2 separate regions of the Mus musculus genome follow, and region 1 is linked to region 2. The links are chromatin loops, found by intact Hi-C in ENCODE. Cell type or tissue: left cerebral cortex. All regions are shown on one strand.

Region 1 (8,000 bases), 510 kb before region 2:
TTCTTCTGAATATTAGGTAAATATAAGTAGCCAAAATGAACAGCAGCTTCAAGACAGCCTGTGTGGGGTTTTCTCACATAGAGACTTCAGTCTTCAGTCCTTCTCACAAACATCAAACTCCAAGTTCAGAGTCAAGATGAAAAGAACCCGTGGGGAAATTTTCATTAAATAATCCCATAATCCAGGCTCCACAGGTTGGGTCCTCTTAAATAAGAGTTTCTCATATAATTCAGTGAGCTTAAATTTATGCATTCAATAAAAAAAAAAAAAACCCACTCCACTGTGAATGTTAAAACAAAGACATTGTTCCGACACTTGGAAAATTAAATTCACCAAACCATGAAGCCTACTGTGCAGTTATTTTTGTAACCACCATAAATTGCTTTATAAAACTCCTCTACTGGATAAACAATCCAAGGAGATTTTCTTCATAGTAAAGGACAGGGCGGCCTTAAAGTTTATGACTTTTTCTTTTTCTTTTTTTTTTTTCCATACTTTTTTTTTTAAAGTAGTTGTGTTTCGAGTTACCTCAAAACCTTCTTGCTTTTACATGATTTCAGAAAGTTCCACAGAAAATCAGATCCAGGTCTGTAGATATACCATGCCCTCAAACAGACGTTACTGGAGTAAGAAGAAGCAATCCCATCTTGTGAAAATAAAGTTTAGTAGGGCAAAGCAAAAATGAAGGGGATTAGTACTAAATGTTTCACTATATTTAATTGTACCTCAGAGCCCAGGGCCGGCCTGTATGTCTCAGACTGATGGCTTGAAATGGGTCTCTCCCTGCACTGTATGAGGCCACATTCAATGCGAGCGGCTCTAGATAAGAGTTTTAGGGGTCTTTAATCACTTCATTCTTGTGTCCTTGGGGAATAGCACAGAACAGCCTTTGTGTCCAGAAGAAGGACCTGTTGTCCAGACTCAACAGGTCACTGCATAAGAACTTCCCAGAGGATAGGGCATAAATGACAGAAGCATGGGGGAGGGAGTATATTTAAGTGGCTGATGATTTTAAATGATATATATGCTATATCAGGGGAAAGCTGATTGTTTTTCTTTCCAATGACTGGGAAGTTACTGTTTTTAGAAGTGTTTAATGTTTGAATTTGATTATTATTTTTTTAGGACTAAACTATAAATTCAGCTCCCGAAATCAATCTGAACATGTTCTTGACTCTACAAGTGAATAAACTCGTCACATCATGTCTGTCTGTATTTTATGAATGGTTCCTTCCACGTGTACCTCAACTGTGTCATAACTTTTCTAATATTGTTTCAGTTATAATGAGAATGAATATTTTATGAACAGGCTGAACTTTATAAAAATGAGAAAATTCTAACCATATGAATTTTGTCCTTGAACTTGGAGGAGAGGGGAAAATAAATCAGTATTTTTTACCACAAACCAAATCCAGGCCACGCTAGAATTTATTAGAGTTTGGCTAACTCTGATATTATAGGTGATCTGAATTTGACACTGGCAAATCAGCTTATCCTGTAAATAACATTTACTTCCTAAATTGTATCCAGCGCATTTTCCCATGATTTCCCCCCCCCCTTTAAAATTAACTATCTTATTTGTAAAGATAATAGTTAGGAGATCTTTAGAAAAATTTCTGTCAGGCTGATAGTATTACCAACAAAGTGTTCTTTAAAACCCAGTTAGTCGTTGCTGGCACGTGATGAGGCATAGATTATCCAAACTACAGGGACTCTTGACACTTTTACTAAGTTTCTATATGACTTACCACCTTGGACAACTATCTGGCAAAGGGTCAAGGCAAATAAATACCGGAGCAAAGACCCATGTTAACCACAGGGAATTACCCCAAAGATAAAGGAATAGACATAGGCTTCCCTTGGTAAGCCCAGTAATGAGGAACAGTTTTCTAACTTAAAAGGAAACTCTCCTCTTTCCTTTTCTTTTCCTTTATCTAATTACTAGGGCGATTTCAAGGAATAAGATGTTTGGGGAACTGGGGAGCCCTGACAATTAAAATCAAGATCTCCATTCCTCTCTCCATCTGCCCCTCCCCAAGGGAGAAGAACGGGAGCCCAAGATGGGAACAGCTACTGCTCCCCCTTTGCCATCCCTTCCTAGTCTCCCCCTCTGCACAGCCAGCGCTCAGAAGTACCCATGGGGGTCCCCGCGCTCACCGGTACCAGGCGAGGCCCTTGTGGTAGCTGCGGTCAAAAAAGTGGGGCTCAGCACCCACGGCACGCACGTCGGGGTGCACGCGCAGGAACTCCAGCAGCGCCCGCGTGCCGCCCTTCTTCACGCCGATGATGATGGCCTGCGGCAGCTGCTTGCTGCCCTCGTCCAGAAGTAAGGCCAGGGTCCCCGGCTGGGCCTCGGCCACGCTGCTTCCCGCCCCGGAGCCTCCTGGTGCGGCGGCCAGCCCAGGGCTCTGCTCCTCCTGGTCGCTGCTGTCTCCTGGCCCCGACCGCCCGCGCCTCCTCCGTTGCCTCAGCTGCAGGAGGCGCTTCCTTGGCGCTCCCGCGGGCCACATCGCCAGTTCCCTGGGTCCTGCAGGGACGCCGCGCCCCGGGACCCCCGCGACGGGGCCCGAGCCGGGTGGGCAGCGCTCCGCCAGGCAGTAGAAGACGTAGAGGGAAGTGAGTAGCGAGCAGAGCATCAGCAAGAACTTCCTGAAGATGCTGCGCGACAGTGGCTCCGCCGGGCTGGGCTGGGCGCCGGTGGGACCCGAGGGGGCCATCCTAGCCAGAGGCGACCTCGGACGGCGAGCGGGCCATGCTAGGCCACGACTGTGCTGGGAGCTCCGCCATCCCCGCTGCCAGCCAGCGTGCTGCCCCGCGGCCGCATCGCCTGAGCCGCCCTGCGTGCCTGAGAGCTGCCCCGCTGGGCGGCAGCAGGGGCTGGAACTAGGGACCAAGCACTGCGAGCCCTTCTTGGGGTCCTGGGCTTCGGGCGACGAGGAGGAAAGGGGTGCGGGGCCGTGCTTAAGAAACCATGGTCTTGGGTCTGAAACGCGCCCGAGTCCTGAGCCTAGCTGCGCAGAGCTCCGCGCCCTGGGTCTCCGAGAGTCGCCCGGCAAGGGAGTCTCTGCGGCGGCAGTGGCGAAGGTGCTCGGCTCAGCAGGGTCCTGAGCGGTGCGGAACTTGGCTCAGCGATAACACATCCTTGGCTCAGTCCCCCGTGGAGCGGGCGCAGGACTCTCGGGCCGAAGAATTGTGTACGCTCCGGTTAGAACGAGTGACCCTTTTTCCAGCTTCTGCTCTCCTGGCCCGCCCAGGAGCGTGCCCTGAGTCCTGGCTCAGCTCGTCTCAGCAACCGAGCAAGCAAAGTCCCCCTAGTCCCTCTATCCGAATGGGACTCAAGCCTTCTGGCCTCTTGAGCGCTCCGGAAGTCTACCCACTCCTCTGGGGCCCCAGCTGGGAACAGCTTGGAGGGGCCCCGCTGTGCGGGACCTGTCAGCCACCGCTGCCACTGTGCTCTTGGGCTCTCCCCGCAGCCTCCTCAGCCGCTACCGCCACACGTGGGACGCGAAGGACAGCAAACTTGGTGGTGACGTCAACGGCCCAGGCCAGACCAACGCGGGGATCCGCTCTAGGGTGCAGAGCAGAGGCGCAGGGGCCGGGCTAGAGAGGCAGAAGGGGTGGGACCGGGACAAAAAAAAAAAAAAAAGGTGACGAGGCACCGCCCAATACACTGGAGAGGGCGCGGACGACAGAGGAGACGCCCCTTCCTCGCACTCCCTCTCTCCTTTCCTCCTTCCTCCTCCTCCACCCCTAGGTCTCTGGGCGCTGTCAGATTGACAGCGCCTGTATGATTGCCTGAGTCTAACGCCCAGCCAGTCCACCCCTTGCCGGATTGGGGGTTCTCAGACCTCTCCAGCTCAGCTTAGTCCTTAGCAGCCTTAACACCCCCAGATCCCCACTTCCTGATTCCCTCTGGTCCCAGCTTCTGTATTCCTACCCTTCTCCAGCCCACCCATCCCATCCCCTCTCATCCCAGAGACTTCTGAAGTTTTGTTCCCAAGAGTTCTTGGCAGGCCACGCCCCCATTTGTCTGGGCAAAGAGACAGCTTCAGTACAGACTTGCCTTCTACTTCCCTGTCCACTGAGGGCCCTTACAAGTCTGTCTGTTAGTTTGCTTGCTTGCTTGTTTTTCCTTTGGATTTATTTAAAAAGATGAAGAGTCTCATAGGACCTGGAAAGGAACCCCTTAGAAACTAGATCAATAAATACACCAAAACAGAAATTATATTTAAAAAATAATAAGTACAATTCCAAATCCGTATAACCAGTTGTTGATAAAGTTTAATACTTTGCATATGTGCACCACCCACATGCGTGAATGTGTTTTCACTCTTTGAGAGTTAAGAGTCCTTCCCTAAACAACGGGTTCCTTTTTCTCTTATTTCCCCTGACCCCTAGATACCCTTCCCATGCCCCCAAAGCAAGTCACAAAGAGGTAAAATCTGCCCCTTGCTGGCTCCTGGGGAGGTGAGTAGTAAAATCTTCAGGAGATGTTGAAGGTTTGATTGCTTTCTTTGGCTGTTACTCTGTGGTGGTTTTGTTTTCAATTTTTCATTTATTTGTATTTTATGTGTATGGCTGTTTTGCCTGCATGTGTGTCTGTGCACCACGTGGGTACCTGGTGCCAGCTGGAGAGTTCTAAATCTCTTTGAACTGGAGTTCCTGACAGTTGTTAGCCTAGATGTGGGTGCTGGGAATTGTACCAGGTCCTCTAGAAGAGCAGCCAGGGCTCTTACTGCCGAGCCATCTCTTCCACCACCAGATATTTCATTTTTGTCCTAATCGTATTGCTTCCTTATTTCTGTCTCCTGCAAGATACCTGGCAATGTGGGCTGTGCCCTGGTCACTGTAGCCCAATCCTGTGCGCTGTAGACATCTTCCTAGCTCCCTAACCCCTCCCCTCCCTGTGCTAATAAGAGTCCAGCAGTCAAGAGAGCTAGGTCTCAGGAAACTCACTTAGGAATCCTGGCTGCCTAGCTTTGACACTCAGATTTTCTCTCCTCTTCCTGCTCATTCCCCATTTGACCAAGGAAGTGTAAGTTAGGGGGTTGCCTTTCAGCTTCCACAGGGGCCCTACTGATTCTAAGTTTGCTTGGATAGAACTGGATCACATGTGGCCTGTTGGGTAAGAATAGTGCCGTGTTCATAAACTACCAGTCACAACTGATTCCCAGACCAATGAAGATCTGTTTAGAAGCAGAGACCAGAAAGCACTGGTCTTTGCCCAGGATGAGCAACATGCCTTGCCAAGTTTCCATGTCCTATTATGTCTGAAAATTGGATATTGACAAACCACTTTGAAGCTTAAGGTTTAATGTGTTTTGAAACTTTCCTCTGTGTATTTCAGTCTGGTTTGTAGAAGGAAGACAACAAAAACAGAGACCATTTAAAAGTTGCTCTGAAAGTGTGTCGTTGTGCAGATGGTCACCAGAATATATGTTTTCTCATCTGGAAAGCACTGAGCTCCCAGTTCAACTGTAGTTCATCATAAGGTGATATTGTATATAGTATATACATCGTGCATAGGAATGATGTGGCCCCAAGCCCCCAGACTTTTCCTAGCATGCAGAAACATAAGCTGAATAAATGGCTATTATGCATATTGACCTCTGTGGCACTCTGTGAAGAGCAGAAACCATATTGGAACACCTTTCTCCTCTCTCTCTCTCTCTCTCTCTCTCTCCCTCCCTCCCTCCCTCCCTCCCTCTCCCTTTTTTCCTTCCCTCCTTTCTCTCTCTCTCTCTCTCTCTCTCTCTCTCTCTCTCTCTCTCTCTCTCTCTCTCTCTCTTTCTCTCTTCTTCATCCAAGCCTTTGGATACCAGTGTATTTTCCTCTTCTTTGCACACCTTAATTGAAGCCACATTTTAGATGCTCAGTACCCACATGTAGCTTGTCACTACTGAAGTGACAGCCCAGAAGACAGTACTGTTTCAGAGGAGGAGGGTCCTTTGGGCAGTAGTAAGACACCCACATTTAAATAAAGATAACTCATGGGAGCTTTATGAACAAAAGACTTTTACAGAGAAGTAGCTGAGACAGAGCCTGAGTTTATCACAGGACTCCTGGGCTAGTTGCCTTGAAGCAATGAGGATTACATCTACAGAGGTGAGATGGATCATAAGCAGAGGGGGAAATCATAGCTAGAAAAAGCCAGTTGTAAAGCAAAGGACTGTACCTTGGTGTTTGGACAAGCTGGACTAAGATGACCTTCTAGGAAAGGAATCTGAGTGTGTGTGTGTCTGTGTGTAAGCTCGCATATGCAAACATGTACAAATAAACAGATGATAGATAATACATATAACATCATGATAGACTTTTCTTTTTATTTCTCCATCCCCAGGAAGCAAACATATATAAGAAACCACCCTAATGTCCCCTTCACTGTCCCTTAATTGTCCCCTTCTGTATTCCTGCCTTCATCTGGAACATCTAGAGTCAGTGTGCCCTGATGGACTAACCAACATAGAAGCCAGAAAGCTCAGAAGCTGGCTAGTATCAAGTATTCAGGTCATCTACCTGCAGCAGGAACAAGGAACACTGCAAAGAGATCGATGGTGTCTCACCTGTGAGGACACATGGGTTTTATGAGCTTCGTGAGAAAAATTCTCTACCCATGCTCATCAGAGGATAGGGCTATACTCAACAAACTACTAGACTGTATGCTGCACATTCAGTTCTTGATGGTACTCCTTTTTGTTCTCTCAAGTCAAATGGTGTTCATGTTTAACAATCCTGTAGATTCCAACTCAAAATTCATCTTCAAGAATGCCTTCTTCGTCCATCTCCTCTCTTTCCTTTGATGAAAGATCCTGGTTCAGAACCTCAGAAAGGACCAGAGTTACAGAGACGACTGGCCTGGCCACCTATACCTCCCCCTTAGGCTATAAGTACCTCACTGCTCGCTGGTACACCTTCAAGATCAAACATATTACCTGATGCAAAGATATGTCCTGGGGAGATGCGCTGAATGAGCCAATGAATCAAGAGAAGAGCTACAAGATTGGGGGTGTGTACTGGCTGGTTTTGTGTGTCAACTTGACACAAGCTGGAGTTATCATGGAGAAAGGAGCCTCCCTTGAGGAAATGCCTCTATGAGATCCAGCTATAAGGCATCTTCTCAATCAGTGATTAAGGGTAGGAGGGCCCACTTCGGGTGGTGCCATCCCTGGCCTGATAGTCGTAGGTTCTATAAGAGTGCAAACTGAGTAAGCCAGGGGAAGCAAGCTAATAAGTAACATCCCTCCATGGCCTCTGCATCAACTCCTGCTTCCTGACCTGCTAGAGTTCGAGTCCTGACTTCCTTTAGTGATGAACAGCAATGTGGAAGTGTAAGCTGAATAAATCCTTTCCTCCCAACTTGGTTCTTGGTCATGATGCTTTGTGCAGAAATAGAAACACCCAACTAAGACAGGAGGGGTATTCAATGAGAAAAAAAAAGACTAAGAGACAGGGGGGACAGTACTTTGCTGTAAACTGCACATGTTTCAATGGGAATGATTAGCCTGGGCAAGATGTTAATGAGAGCTAGAGACCATAAGAAATGAGGGGGTAAAAGCAGAAGTCAGATCTTGAATACCTTGTATGATTTTTATGAGAGTCCCCATCGTGGTAGAATGTCTGTGAACATAGACATGGCTGCCTTTGCCTTTGTAACAGAGCTTTTTCTTTTACCAAGTCAGGACAGGAGTGTATGCCAATGGAGTGACCATCCTTACTACAGATAGCAAAAATGACATTCAGTTATTTCCTGGAAATGAAGGGCCAGTAGAGGATGCCATCAATTTCAAAATGTGTTGGAAGAATGGGAGAATGGGGTGCCGCTACTGTATTTTGAGTAATATTGGTAAACATGGTGACCCTAAGAGGCAGTCAATAAATATCTGTTAGAGGACTCTAAGCATCTATAAAATGTATATTCTCCATAAGCAGAATCTTGTTTTTGTTTTATTTTGTGTTTTTTTTTAATTTTTGTTTTATTGTTTCTTTTTTGATGTTGTTTG
Region 2 (8,000 bases):
CAGAAAGGAGGCGGGTCAGGCGCAGCTGCTAGGATGGAAGCCGGAGAGCGTGTTCTGCTGGAATCTTAGCTCAGGCCATTCCTTTTTAGAAAGTTTGGAGTCACAACAGGTTGCTAGCTACAGGACCCAGGGAAAGAAGGCAAGGACCACCACTGCCTTGCAGATTAGACTGGGTACTCGCTCTCATTAGGTAACCATGAATAAACGAACCCAAATAAGACATAAACCTCAGGTGTGCTGAAGCTGAATTCTCCCCTTAACATATTTTCCAAAGAGTAAGCATTGTGGATAAGTTTATTGGAGGGCATTTTTTTTTCTTTTTCTGGTTCTGGTGGTAGCACTTGTTGGATACCCAGGAACGATAGATAAAGGTAGGGGGTTCCAGTCAGATTGGCATCAGCTCTGCCCAAGATCGAATCTCAGGCTTCGCATTTGGTGTGTAAGGCCAAGCAAGAAATGGCATCTGCTGAGGTCTGAACGAGGGAAGCTATGGCACAGGAGTAACTCCCAAGTCACTCCAGGATAGCTCCTGGGGAGTTTGAAGGCCAAAGGACCAAAGCGTGCAGTCGCAGCCTGCAACTTGCTCCGAACTGCAAATTCTGACCCCGCCCACCCGCTGACCTTGGACGGCCGAGGCCCTGGCTTGGGGCATAGAGAGAACTCCCCTATTGTTCTCCGCAACCGGACCTAGTAGGCCAGGCTGCGATTTAGCCCTTAGGCGCTCAGCTCAGCGCCACACTTTTGGCAATTTCCGACGCCCACGTCTTTGCTTCCACTCGTTGGCTTCCTCCCTCCACCCCCGGAAAAAGAGACTCCAAATATATCCGGTGGTCTCGATGTGTAATCGCTCACTTAATGGCCTTTGCTAACCCACAGGACAGGGACCATTTCTATTTACACGTAGTCAGGCCTTCAGGGAGCCACGTGGGAACTGCAATTCACCACTTTCAAATCAGCAACTTCCTTCCCATCTAAATAACGAGAACTTGAAAAGGCGCCGGTCGGAGACCCTGATCTTTCCTTCTCGAACTGAAAACAAAAAGCCGGACTAGTGCTCAGAGATGCATTTGTTCCTACATTGACTGATTAACTTTTTTTTTTTTTTAATGAGGACTATTAAATCACTTCGAAGAACCCACATCTCAGCGACGGCGGTGGGGAGGGGTGTGGAAACCCTAGAAATCCTAACAGCTGCAATAAAGGAGAAGAAAGAAAAGTGTCCTCCGACTAAATGATTTCCCTCTCAACCGTTTTGTAGGAAATTGTCTTGGGCTAGACACATAGGGATGTCAAAAGAGTATAGCAAGAGCGCAGAGGTCCGGTGGCGGCCGCTCTGTCATCTTTGGTCACCGCTATGGCTAGGATGCACTTCAAATCCGAGGTGCACAACTCAAACCTACTTTTTTAGCTTGGCTCTACCGTCCGGAAGCCGGACCGTGGAGGAGCAGCAAGAGCTCTGGGCACTTGGGGACATTAATTCCGGGAGGGAGACAGTATGCACTCTGATTACCCCCACACTGTCTCAAATAGTTGAGTAAAGGGAGAAAGGATAAGATCGGTTCCGCTTCGCCCGCCGGTGCCCACCGGGAAGTGCAAGGCGCCTGTGGCCGCAGAGTGAGTCACCTCCTGCGTCCCCGCGGCCTGCACGGGGGTCGGAAGGAATGAAAATTCTGTCCCGGAACCGCACGCAGCCTGGCGTTGGAGGCCTTTCGGTCTTGCGGAAAATGGATTCCAGGCACCGAAAGGCTCTCAAGCCGCCACTTGGGTGAACGTCCCCATCCCGACTTTCCTAACTCCGATCGCCAGCGCAGAAATTTGGCCAGGCATCAGCGCCCGAGCTTCCCTCACCAGAGCTGACAGTTTCTGAGAAGACCCCTTTCCGGGCCGCCCCCCTGGACAAAGGTGCGAAACAAGGAAGCCTCGGAGTGGATTTTCACCATTAAATAAGTGCTAGTCACTACTCCTGAATTTACCCCATATCAACATTCGACTTAAAAAAAAGTTATTGGGGGAAAACGCCTAGGATTCAGTACAGAGTCATAGGTCAGAAACCCAACCAATCTTCTAAGCAGGGGCGGATGCCGGCTTAATTGTTTGTTCAAGAGAAAGAAGTTAGAACATCTATCAAATTAATGATGCCAAGGAACAGATACCCATATAAAACTCCGACATGTGACTTTAAGTTTCAACTAGTGTCTTTAAACTAAACAACCTTCCTTCTCTCTGTTCACCCCCCAGGCCTTTTCAGGAGAGTTTGGAAAGAGTGAGATAGTGTTTACGTCTGTCCCTATTAAGCGCCAGGCACAGGGAGACCATTCTGGACAATATTGAGAGAGCGGGAAAGTTAGTGACTTCCGCCGAGGTTTTCCCTACTTAAACTTCCTAAATCAGGGTCTGTTGGAGGCCCTTCCCTGAGCCCCGATTATGAAACTGGGTTTGCGGGTGGGGCTGGAAACACGTCTGGTCGGCTTTCCCTCTTCCATCCCTGTCTCTTTTCTGCAGCTTTTACACTCAGGAGCCGGATGGCGGGACCCTTGGATGAGGACTGGCATCTTTGTCACATAGGCAACTATAGCCAAGACTGGCCTCAGAAGCGAGTGTGGAAAAGCGCGCGTGTATAAGAGAGCGCCACTCAACCGGGTGGGACCTCTTTCAGCGTTGGGTCACTCCAGCATCCTCACCATCTGCTCCTGTCACCAGCCGATGGCCTCGCCTCCCTGAACCCGCCCCTTGAATTCTGAAGCCAATAGCAACCCCATACTGCTCTACCCCCCTTCGCGAACCCTTTCCACACCCCCACGTTCCGAGAGACGATTGGCTGTTTCGACTTGGGTGAAGCTCCGGCATTTGCATGCTGCTCGCGCCTCCTGGTAGGTAGCGCAGCCCGTCACTCGGAAGGCCGGGACCGCCCACTCCACCTCAGTGCTGGGCTCTCTTCCTGCGCAGTTCTCCGCCGCAGCCTCAGCGGGCAAGCGCCGGGGCTGCTCTCAATCTCCTGGCTGCGAGGAGGCAGCCCCGGCGAGCTGTCGTGCGCCCCGTCCAGAGTTACTGAGTGCGGGGCACAGCGTAACTGACAGCGCGTCTGCTCACAGTTCCCGTCGCCTGGACTTAGCTTTCCAACCCCGGCTTCTCGTGGGCATCATGTCAAGAGCCGTCGCCGCTGCAACCGCCGCCGCCACCCGGGGAAGAGCCGCAGCCTCGGCAGCCGCGCGCGCAGGAGGGCAATAAACCGAATCACTCCGGGCTCAAAGTGGCAGGGGACCGTCGCGGTGCTCTCTGTTCCGGCGGGACTCCTGCCATGTGCTGAGCCATGCCCCTGGCCGCGCCCGCGGGCCGCGTATGGGGCAGCGCCTGAGCGGCGGCCGGTCCTGTCTCGATGTCCCGGGCCGGTTCCTGCCGCAGCCGCCGCCGCCCCCGCCGCCGGTGAGGAGGAAGCTCGCGCTGCTCTTCGCCATGCTTTGCATCTGGCTGTACATGTTTTTGTACTCGTGCGCCGGCTCCTGTACCGCCGCTCCCGGCCTGCTGCTCCTGGGCTCGGGGTCCCGCGCTACTCACGCTCAGCCAGCCCTGGTCACAGCTCCGAATGAGACATCCCCTAAGATGCCCTTCCGGGCACCTCCGGCCAATTCGCTGGCTGCAGGCAAGGATAAGACAGTAGGCGCTGGGAGCCAGGAGGAGCAGAGTCCAGAGGCGCCGGACTCCCCCAGTCCCATCTCCAGCTTCTTCAGCGGCGCTGGGAGCAAGCAGCTGCCGCAGGCCATCATCATCGGGGTGAAGAAGGGCGGCACGCGGGCATTGCTGGAGTTCCTGCGCGTGCACCCCGACGTGCGCGCCGTGGGCGCCGAGCCCCACTTTTTCGACCGCAGCTACCACAAGGGTCTTGCCTGGTACCGGTGAGTTTCCTCTCCAGGGGCCGCTGCGCCGGCCGTGATCCCGACCGTGAGCCCCCACCGGCCGTTGCGCGTCAGGTGGGGAGGGAAGCAGGGGTACAACTTCCGTCAATTTAGGGCGGGCGGGGACCAAAGTGCGACCGCACATTGCTGGTGGACAGTTGGGGAGAAATCAGATGCTCCGGAGTAGGCTGAGACAGCCACCTACAGAAACTTTTAGCTTGGCACCGTTGGCTGGTATGCTGCGCCCTAGAACCATTTAGGTGATCTCTCCACAAAGACACCCACCCGGCAGCTACTGGGAAAGCGCCGGAGGAACCGGTTACCTTTTGGCTGTGGCCGCATCCCACGCGAATAACTCGGAGTGGTTAGGATTTTGTCTCTCTTGCAGCCAGGGACGCGGGGAGGAGTGTTGTGCGCCTCTGGGTCACAGCCTTTAACGAGCACCAACTGCTAGAGTCGCTTCTGCTGCCCAGATGGGGAGAGGGGCGCAGGCTAAGGCTCAGAGCCAAGGGTGTTTTGAGTCTAACTTTTTGTTACAATTCTTCTTGTTGCCGCAACCCGAAGGGGGTCTGACCCGCTCAGCTTGCGAGGCGCTTGTGCTAGGGAGGGTAACCGGGAGGCTGCGCGACTTTGCTGGCTGCGGCGCGCCGGGCGTGGAGCTGTGCTGGTCCCTGTCGGGCAAAGGCGCGCACTGCAGCGCGCAGCCTCTTTGAAGGCTTCTGGGCGCCCGAGGCGCTGCCGGCGCAGCCGCTTCGCCTTCCCGGTCTCGGTGCTGGGAGCGCCAAGACAAGGACGTGTATTTCTGCGGACCTGGTACATGTCCGACCTCAAAGAATATCCCTGGGCCATTGATTGAGAAATGAGGGTTGTTTCGGGGTCGTGGCTTCCGGCTGTGAGCCCAGTTCTAAAGGGACCGAGGCTCCCGGGTCACATTCACGACCTCTGCCCACTGCATCCCGGGCTGCTGGTTTGGTGTGAGTTGCTGGAGGGGTCACACCCCAGTTTCCGGAAACCCAGCCGGGTCCTCAGCGCTTTAGGTCATCACCCAGCATTAGCGTCTCCCTCGATTTTTTTCCCCCCAGACCCAATTACTTTCAAAGAGCATCAGGATTTCCGAAAACAAGGAGAAACACGAACCGAACCCGGCTCTCTGCCTCGACCATACTTTCTAGGACACGGATGGCGTGGCAAATAAAAGGGCCTGACCCTGAGGATTAAAGCAGCTTCCTTCCCAGCCTCTCTCGCCCCCTCCCCTTTGTTCTTTACTACTATTATTATTATTTTAAATTGGGAAGAGTTGCCCAAGTCTGGAGGTTTAAGCCAGCAGTGACGGTCTCCTTTCTCACAGTTCCCAGAACACTGCGGGCTAAGAATGGAGACTCCGGGTGCAACGCTCGGATTCTCGTCCGATGAGTCCTGGGTCTCATCCGGGCACTGGGAATAACTTGGATTCTGGCTGGGCCTGGAAGGGTGAATCCTTGGGTGCAGCCAGGAGCAGTTTACCACGGGGGCCTTCGCTATCTGTAGGCTGTTGCCATCGATGTGTTGTTGATGCCATTACCTCTTTGCCTCCACTCGTCCTGTACACAACGGGCTCCTGGGATAAGGTTCCGAGGACCTGGTGGCAGGCTAATCTTTAGAATCATTTCTGGCGGAGCCGAACCCGAGGCAGCCTGGGTCTTTTTTTTTTTTTTTTTTTTAACCAGACCCACTCGGGCTGGGTTGGTAGCAAGTGGCGGGCGAGTCGCTGAGCCCTTGAAGGTTTTAGAGGCACCTGGGGCAGGTGGTGGAAATCCCCACTGGAAGATTCACACAGAGGCGGCGGCAGAGGTGGCTGCCTCCACCTGCCACCGCCCTTGGGGCTCTGGAGGCCCTCGCTTCTCTTGGGCGGCGACGGAGAGCACAGCCGAAGAGCTTGGCGGGGACCGGCGACCCGAAACCGCGCCGCCAGCAGCCATGCGGGCCACCCGGGTTCCAACAGGCCGCGGGGGGCCGGGGTCCTTTTCCTTCGGAAGCCATAGGGAGGCACGGGCCTCGCGGCGGTGACCTGGTGATCTAGCTGCAGTAGCAGTAGCGCAAGTGTCCTGTCCGCGCGGCCTTCCCTGGCTGTCCCACCAGCGACCAGTGTGCCAGCAGAGTTACTGAATATTTTCTTAAAAGAAAAAAAAGTTAATGCTGTTTATTTAGAGCTTATAAATCATTTTAGACTGTTCGGAGTGCCTGGAGCAATGTAAGGACTTCACGATTTATTTGAAAGCAACCTTGAAAGTCTAAATCCAACAGGCTCAGGAGCCGCTGACCCAGAGGGCTGCAACTATCCCTTCCCGGCTGGAGTCCACCGGGCACTCAAGGCTGTGCTCCAAACCAGGCCTGTAGGGTCCCTCCTTCTCTGTCCCGAGATAGGCCACCCGCTGGAGAACAGCATAAATAATGATTAACTAGAATGTTGTTGCAAGGCACAATCTTGGTTAAAACAAGTCCTCAAAGCCGAAGTGTGAGCAAGGCGAGGCGCTTTTAAGGCCTTTGAGACAAAATGGGAGGGTGTGTGGAATGGATGGTTGAGTTCTGGGGTCAGCGGGCAATCGGTTGTAGAATGAGGGTCGTGGCTGTGTCTGAGCGAGTTGTTAATGAGTTTAATGGGTTAATACACAGACCTGCCAGGGGCCCAGAGCCTCGTGGATTTTCCTGGATGCCAGGGAATTTGCAGTCCTTACAGCTCCCTACCAATGCACCATCAGCCAACGTGGGGGTGGGGGTGGGGGTGGGGTAGGGTGTGTGGCAGAATCCTGGGAGGTCAGAGCCTGCTTTGGTGGCAACTTGGAGCCGACCCTGCTGCCTCCACCACCCAAGTTTGCAAAATCGAAGCTAATATGAGCTAGTTCCAGTCTGTTTGAGGCCCAGTTTGTCCAGAGTTCTGAGCTGACTTTCCAGTTCATATCCAGGGTTCTCTGATCACTTTCCAAACTTAGTGATGTCTAAGGGGCTCATGGGGCTGTGGTGTCTGAGAGGATTGGGGTTAGGAGACCAGAAATTTACAGGCCTTGGAGCAAGCCACCAGCCGGCCTGGTATAAAGATTTAAACTGACAGAGAGACATTGATGTTTTTAAAAAGGATTTCTTCTTGATCCAGCTCAAGTTTTTGTAAATTTCCAAGAATTTGATGACCAGAGTTTAGGAGTTAAGTTAGTCAGACTTTATATGATTGTCATTTGCTCCACAGTAGTGGGAACTTCTTTCAGGTCCCCTTTCAATTTCTGTTGTACAAAATAAGCGGCAGAGGGGGGTGGGGGTAGGGAGTGGGGGGGGGCGGGGAGTGAGTGGGGGTGTCGATCTCTGTGGGTGTGTGTATGTGTGTGACTCGCTCTGTGTGTGTGTTTGTGTCTGTGTGTGTGTGGTTTAACAATACTGTTAAAATGTACTAAACATTTGTTCCAGGCACTGTTTCAAGTGTTATGGTTAGCTGATTTAATCCTCATTACCATCCTGTGAAGTGGATACTTTGACAGGTGACGAAACACAGGCCGGAACAGAGAGGTTAATCAACTTGCTCAAAGTCTCACAGCTAGAAAGTGACAAGAGTTCTTCCAACAGGACAGCCTTCTGTGCCAGGCTCCCTGACTTTAGTGACTAAAACGTGCTGTTAGTCATGTGTAATTCTTCAAAGTGATGTCTGCTCTAATAGTGTTTGAAGGTTTCCTGCCTACCTCCGGTGGCCCCCGTGCCGAGTGCCCACTTTGTCATTTATCTTAAAACCTTTGTAATGTGGGGACAATTGACTGGGAATCATCTTGCACTGGTTTCTAACTAGATGAGGATAATCATACCACTCTGGCACTTTTATTTCTCTGCACAGAACAGCTAGAATCAAAGGAGTCATTAAAATGACAAAAATAGCCCTCAAGTATAGTGGTTGAAAAAACAGCCAGTGTCTCCTGGAGGAAACGGTTTATTCAATGCCATTTGCCCTTTTCAGGCTGGGAGGCCCAGGTTAAGTGACATCTTCCTAAGCTCTTTGGAATTAATTTGTTCATTTAAAACGATAGAATGATCCCAAGTGGAGAACGACACCGTGATTACTTTGTGCTCATTAATCAGAAGGCAGATGTG

Evidence for each region. Hi-C counts contacts between places; a loop is a spot of excess contacts. Peaks named below come from ENCODE experiments on the same cell type or tissue, not always from the same donor. Only the 100,000 strongest peaks of a DNase experiment are listed, where the experiment ranks them.
Region 1: it touches region 2 in a loop (6-fold over the local background); 34 of 42 quality-filtered maps call a loop at or near these places.

Annotation. Positions count from the first base shown.
Region 1 is chr11:64,430,784-64,438,783 of GRCm38, reverse strand. It overlaps Hs3st3a1 (heparan sulfate (glucosamine) 3-O-sulfotransferase 3A1), which reads right to left and starts at 3,452. Exons shown (of 2, transcript NM_178870.5): 1 at 2,158-3,452. The coding sequence starts at 2,717. It overlaps F930015N05Rik (RIKEN cDNA F930015N05 gene), which reads left to right and starts at 2,110. Exons shown (of 1, transcript NR_028445.1): 1 at 2,110-5,649. In left cerebral cortex, no CTCF peak of the experiment used is centred here; DNase peaks (open chromatin) are centred at 2,536, 2,901, 2,997, 3,396 and 1 more place; H3K4me3 peaks cover 1,718 bases; H3K27ac peaks cover 456 bases.
Region 2 is chr11:63,917,227-63,925,226 of GRCm38, reverse strand. Hs3st3b1 (heparan sulfate (glucosamine) 3-O-sulfotransferase 3B1) reads left to right here and starts at 2,943. Exons shown (of 2, transcript NM_018805.2): 1 at 2,943-3,893. The coding sequence starts at 3,340. In left cerebral cortex, a CTCF peak has its summit at 4,570; DNase peaks (open chromatin) are centred at 905, 2,833 and 4,576; H3K4me3 peaks cover 2,426 bases.